Linked DNA regions of Homo sapiens: region 1 is linked to region 2. Evidence: chromatin contacts called from ENCODE Hi-C or POLR2A ChIA-PET data. All regions are on one chromosome and are shown on one strand. Each heading gives the region's core, a stretch centred on a gene start or an enhancer-like site at or near the end of the contact. The rest is flanking DNA. Distances are from core to core; before and after follow the strand shown. Region 1 holds the start of RACK1 (receptor for activated C kinase 1). Region 2 holds the start of DDX41 (DEAD-box helicase 41).

Evidence for each region. A loop is a pair of places that touch in the nucleus more often than their neighbours do. ChIA-PET counts read pairs that join two places held with the same protein, here RNA polymerase II (POLR2A). Pooled maps may share reads with other maps.
Region 1: a loop to region 2 is called in a map with no recorded cell type, with 3 times the contacts of the local background. The contact joins the promoter of RACK1 here to the promoter of DDX41 in region 2. A Hi-C loop is called at or near these places in 1 of 37 single-sample maps with no recorded cell type and 1 of 50 pooled maps. POLR2A ChIA-PET finds 5 or more read pairs at or near these places in 1 of 52 experiments (activated CD8-positive, alpha-beta memory T cell).

Annotation. Positions count from the first base shown.
Region 1 is chr5:181,242,357-181,245,339 of GRCh38, reverse strand. It overlaps RACK1 (receptor for activated C kinase 1), which reads left to right and starts at 1,434. Exons shown (of 8, transcript NM_006098.5): 1 at 1,434-1,648. The coding sequence starts at 1,540. It overlaps SNORD95 (small nucleolar RNA, C/D box 95), which reads left to right and starts at 1,964; the gene lies at 1,964-2,026. RefSeq lists enhancers at 1,190-1,259, 1,340-1,479, 1,580-1,639.
Region 2 is chr5:177,515,441-177,518,626 of GRCh38, reverse strand. DDX41 (DEAD-box helicase 41) reads left to right here and starts at 1,666. Exons shown (of 17, transcript NM_016222.4): 1 at 1,666-1,708; 2 at 1,792-1,902; 3 at 2,180-2,339; 4 at 2,434-2,508; 5 at 2,638-2,698; 6 at 2,806-2,942. The coding sequence starts at 1,682. RefSeq lists enhancers at 1,302-1,571, 1,600-2,424.

The DNA of each region.
Region 1 (2,983 bases), core at 185-2,684, 3.7 Mb before region 2:
CCACCATGTAATGTAGATACTAATATTATTTCCAATCTCATTTCACAGATGAGAAACGAAAGTTGATAGATGTCACAAATAGAAAAGTATATACTTAGGTATAATGCCCCCTTTATTTTGCATAGATGTTGGTGGCTGCTATCATCCTGATCTGTGCCCCTGTTTAAAACTACTTGAATAGACATGGTGCCAACACTGTCTCTTATAGTCAGAGATGGGTGAGAATGGGAGCCATTACTTATTTAAATTCCTGCGGTCGAGCGGAAGGCAGAAGGACAGTTAGGTATCCGTGTTCCACCGCTTCCCTGTCTGGGCACGTCCTTCAGGGCACAGTTGGACCCCCAGACCCCTGGGCTTTTGTGTACGCTGGCTGGGCCCAGAGAGAGCTTTCCACTAGATGTCCCCAGAAGTCAGAACCTTAAGGTCCTCCTTTGGGCATTTCCGTTTCTGCGAGAGCTTCCCGTGTTCTGGCCTAGGCAGGAACGGATTGGCAGTCTAGCAACACACAGGGCAATTTTTACTTTATTATTTTATTGTATGTATGTATTTATTTATTTGAGTCGGAGTCTCGCTCTGCTGCCCAGGCTGGAGTGCAGTGGCGCGATCTCGGTTCACTGCAACCTCCGCCTCTCAGGTTCAAGGGATTCTCCTGCCTCAGCCTCCCGAGTAACTGGGATTACAGGCACCCCCCACCACGCCTGGCTAATTTTAATTTTTTTTATTTATTTATTTGGAAAGAGGTTGCATCATGTTGGCCAGGCTAGTCTTGAACTCCTGACCTTAAGTGATCCACCCGCCTCGGCCTCTCAAAGTGGTAGGATTACAGGCATGAGCCACCGCGCCCGGGAAAAAGAGACCAATTCTTAGTTCATCCAGAGTAACCCTCTCCTGCCTTAGTCCAGCCTGGACTAAGTCCTTCCGGAGTTGGTGTGCATCAGAACAAAAACCTCGTGAGGGGAGAACACCCTCCGGAAGCACAGTTTTAAAGTTTATTTTTAACATTTTAATACTCTACTTTTTAAATTGCCCATCGTTACCCACGATAGTGAAATGAAAATTAAGCTCCCCTGGGGTTGCCCCGTCAACCCTCCCCGCACCAAGTGGAACAGGCGGAGCTCGAGCTATGCCACATAGGGGCGGGGAAGCAGCCCGGCGGTCCTCATGGGAATGTGCCGTACACTTCACCTCTTTCGCTTCTCGCTCTACATCATCCCTGAGAAGCCTTTTTAAACACTTGAATGTGCTTGTTTCAGAGTGTATTTGTAAAGTGCAGTCAGATTTTGTTGTACGGAAGACGGGACTGTGATGCCTTGCAATTTCCCTCTGCCTTTTGCATTACATGGCGCCGCCATCTTGAGCAGAAATGTATCATGGGGCTCGCCATTTTGCATGGTCGAGCGGGTATTTCCGGTTCCGGCGGGGGGCTTTTCTCTCTCTCTTTCACTGCAAGGCGGCGGCAGGAGAGGTTGTGGTGCTAGTTTCTCTAAGCCATCCAGTGCCATCCTCGTCGCTGCAGCGACACACGCTCTCGCCGCCGCCATGACTGAGCAGATGACCCTTCGTGGCACCCTCAAGGGCCACAACGGCTGGGTAACCCAGATCGCTACTACCCCGCAGTTCCCGGACATGATCCTCTCCGCCTCTCGAGGTACGGACTAAGGTAGATTTCAGGACCCGAGATTGCAGGGCTGGGGGATTCCGCGTGTCGTGTAGGGAATTCCGCGTGTGGTGTGGCAGGCCGGTGGCGCGCGAGTTGGCGGGGACTGACAGACTTCTCTGCCCCATTGTGAATTGGGGCGTGCGGACCCGAGCCTAGGCCTCAACCCGGGCGAACCACATTGCAGATGAGAACCTACGTGTACATCAGCTCGCAGCTGCTAGGAGGGTTGGAGAGTTGGAAACTTTTAAAATATCTTTTGCCTTCTCCTTCGTAGTGTGGCCGGGGGCCTACGGGCCGGGCGGGGCGGTGATGACCCCAACATGCCATCTGAGTGTCGGTGCTGAAATCCAGAGGCTGTTTCTGAGCTGCCGCCCGGCCCAAGGCTCGTGGGGAGGCAGGTGGACTCCAGAGGACCTCGTGGCTCAAGTGTCGGCCTACTTTTTCTGCCCCTGGTTCTCCCCGTCCCTATCCCTGTGTTCCTGACTGCGTTTAGACGCTTCTTGTGCTTCCGCTTTGCTGCTACACTGTTAAGAATTGTCTGACTTTTGAATCATGTCTGGCTGTTAATCGTAAAATTTGTTGAGTGGGACAGGTTTCAGTAAAAGCATCCAATCCTGTAGCGCCTGAAGTGGCTTTTCCAGCATTCATTACTACATTTCTGTCGGCCCTCAGAGGTAGGCATAGGAGGCCCCAGCTACTCTACAGCCACAAACTGCTGTGCATTTGGTTGCAGAGAAGACACAAAGTGGCTGTTGAGTTCGTCTGAGTTTCAGGAAAGGGTGTCTGTATTTCTGGCACCTAAATTAAGTTCTCAGGATACAGGCTGGGCGCGGTGGCTCACGCCTATAATCCCAGCACTTTGGAAGGCAGAGGCGAGTGGATCACTTGAGATCAGGAGTTAGAGACTAGCCTGGCCAATGGTGAAACCGCATCTCTAGTTAAAAAATTAGCCAGACGTGCTGGCAGGTGCCAGCTGGCCAAGTAATCCCAGCTACTTGGGAGGCTGAGGCGGGAGAATTGCTTGAACACGGGAGGTGGAGTTTGGAGTGAGCCGAGATCATGCCACTGCACTCCAGCCTGGGCGACAGAGCGAGACTCCATCTCAAGAAAAAAAAAAGTTATCAGGGTACAGTTTACCTCTACGTGCGTTTTTAGTCTGGAATAGAGCCACTCAGTCCTGGTCTGTAACTGCTCTTGTCTGTTGTTTCCATCCCTCCTTAAGCGTCCTTAGTTGTTGTTAACCCACTCATGACCTTGACACTTAGTGAATTATCCAGTGTGTTAAACGGGCTGCGGGTTCCTCACTGATTTTTCTTCTGTTTT
Region 2 (3,186 bases), core at 417-2,916:
TCATCTGCTTGAGCGCAGTGCCAGCGCCCAGCACACACTCTTGAAGGCAAGAAAGCACAGAGCTGACCAAGTCATTCCTTAGAAGTCTCTAATAAAGTTGAAACCACTTACTCTGACAGTCACAGCAGGCATGCTCTGGTCGCAATCTCCTTTTCTGGCCTTAGGTCTGGCTTCCCCATCCCACCCTTGCCGCAATGCTGTTGCCTAGTGAATCTGTGTACTTGCACATCGCCAGACCTGTATTCCTGCAGCGCCCTGGCCCAGGACGCCTCTCCTCTCCCGGCCTGAGATTGCCATGTATTTGGGTGTTGTGAGCAGGACCAGAAACCATGTCCTCCTCCATCCCTCCCAGGTTGAGACCCACCATGGGACTGGCAGTAAGCACCAGCTTATTTTTTTTATAGAGATGGGGTCTTGCTATGTTGTCCAAGCTGGTCTTGAACTCCTGGCTTCAAGCGATCCTCCTGCCTTGGCCTCCCAGAGAGCTGGGATTACAGGAATGAGCCACTGTGCCCAGCCTAAGCTTTCTTTACTAAAGAAGACTTCATGAATTCCTGTGTATCCTTCACATCCCAGCTAAGAGGCCATTGTACTGTGAAAACTATGACACTTCGAAAAGCGGTACCTTGTCTTAGGATCTTTCTCTTTAAGACCAGTTATCTGTCTATATTTCTAGTCTCAATCTACATAAGCTCCTCGCACACCAGGTATGTGTCTTGATTATCATCTGCTTGAGCGCAGTGCCAGCGCCCAGCACACACTCTTGAAGGCAAGAAAGCACAGAGCTGACCAAGTCATTCCTTAGAAGTCTCTAATAAAGTTGAAACCACTTACTCTGACAGTCACAGCAGGCATGCTCTGGTCGCAATCTCCTTTTCTGGCCTTAGGTCTGGCTTCCCCATCCCACCCTTGCCGCAATGCTGTTGCCTGGTGAATCTGTGTACTTGCACATCGCCAGACCTGTATTCCTGCAGCGCCCTGGCCCAGGACGCCTCTCCTCTCCCGGCCTGAGATTGCCACGCTTCCCTGGAAGCGCCCCCCAGGCAGCTCTGTTAGAGCATTTACAGTAATAACCGTTTACATTTATACAGGGCCTCCCACTTCAAAACCACTGCCATCCGTATCTGATGCGTGCCCCACCAGTGAACGTATGTGTCACACAGGCGCAGTCAGGGAGGCAGGGTGTGTCGAGCGGTTTATCCCGCAACCCCGGCGTCCCCGGCAGGGATGAAAGCGCAGGGCCCACGCGAACTCGGCCCGCAGCTCCCGGCCCTAGAGGACGCACTGTCCGCCGGCAGGGGCGTGCCCAAGACGCCATGCTCTGGGAGAGGTTGGGCACCTGGCAGGCCGCCCCGACTCCGGATCAGCTGTCTCCGCTGCGTACGTCTTCCTCTTCCAATGGGCTTGGATTGAGCCTTCTAGCGCATATTCCAAGTCCTCCAATGTCCCACAATGCCTTGCAGCCGGTTTCGCCCTCGGTCCTGGCAACTGTCGCGTAACCACCCATGAAAGCGTCCATGCCTCGCCGTGCGATAGTATCTCCGGAACAAATTTGTCCCTCTGCGCGATCCGGAACTCCGAGGTCGTTCCTACGCGCCGTCGTTCGCCTCTTCACATCGGATTGGGTCTCACGCAAGGATGAGGCGGGGTTTCGCCGTGGCGCGCATGCGTGCAGCAAAGAATGGAGGAGTCGGAACCCGAACGGAAGGTAGGAGAGAGGCGAGACCCCGCGCGTGTGGGAGCGGGCGTGAAGAGGGGAGCAGGCCGTGCCTGACTGGCGTGTGCTTGCAGCGGGCTCGCACCGACGAGGTGCCTGCCGGAGGAAGCCGCTCCGAGGCGGAAGATGAGGACGACGAGGACTACGTGCCCTATGTGCCGTTACGGCAGCGCCGGCAGCTACTGGTGAGGGGCACGCGTCCGGGGAGGGATGGGGCCGTGACCGCGGGGTCGCAGGGGGCGGGCGTGGCCTCGGCCTCCGTGGGGAGGAGGGCAGTCTGAGGAGTGAGCTTCAGTACACCAGGGCGCGGCCCCCAGACAAACGAGGGACCGACGGCTTGATCTGAGGGGTAGGGCAGCTTTGCGCCTCGGGCACAGGATCCTCGCCCCAAAGCCAGGATCCTGACGCTGACCTTGTGGACTCCATGCCCATCCTATCTGTGGATCCCGGGTGGAACCTCAGCTCCAGAAGCTGCTGCAGCGAAGACGCAAGGGAGCTGCGGAGGAAGAGCAGCAGGACAGCGGTAGTGAACCCCGGGGAGATGAGGACGACATCCCGCTAGGCCCTCAGTCCAACGTCAGCCTCCTGGATCAGCACCAGCACCTTAAAGAGAAGGCTGAAGGTGGGCTGGGCAGCACTGCCTGGGCGAGAAAGAAGAAGCTGAGCCTGGTACACCGTTTTGGTATCTGTCTGACATCTTCCACTTCTTTTCTCAGCGCGCAAAGAGTCTGCCAAGGAGAAGCAGCTGAAGGAAGAAGAGAAGATCCTGGAGAGTGTTGCCGAGGGCCGAGGTATGGTTGTAGCCAGGATAGTGAGAAGGTGGACTGAGTCTTCTCCTCCCAGCCCCAGGCATGTTATATCTCAAGGGATCTGGCTTCTCAGAAGCAGGAGCCAGCCCTGAGCCATGTCTCTCTCTTCAGCATTGATGTCAGTGAAGGAGATGGCTAAGGGCATTACGTATGATGACCCCATCAAAACCAGGTATGTCTGTACAGTCTGCAGTTGCCCTTGCTTAGGATGGTACATGCAGGGATGCTCCCAGGCCAGCTATTCCCAGGGCTCTCTTGATCCCTGTTACCCATCCACAGCTGGACTCCACCCCGTTATGTTCTGAGCATGTCTGAAGAGCGACATGAGCGCGTGCGGAAGAAATACCACATCCTGGTGGAGGGAGACGGTATCCCACCACCCATCAAGAGCTTCAAGGAAATGAAGTTTCCTGCAGGTAGTCAGGGGCTGGAGAGAGATACCACACTTTTATAATCAAATGCCTGTGAGGTTATGTCCTGGCTCCCACTGAGCTCAGCCACATCTGCATTGGATCCAGTCACTGGGGCTGGAGGGATTTGAGGAGGAGTTTCTTTAGGTTCCTTGTTGCCTCAGCTGTACGTGTTCATTGTTCTCTGCTGTTACAAAGCTTCAGGAGGAAAGTGCCATTGGGCATAGACACTGGGTACAAATCCTGGCTG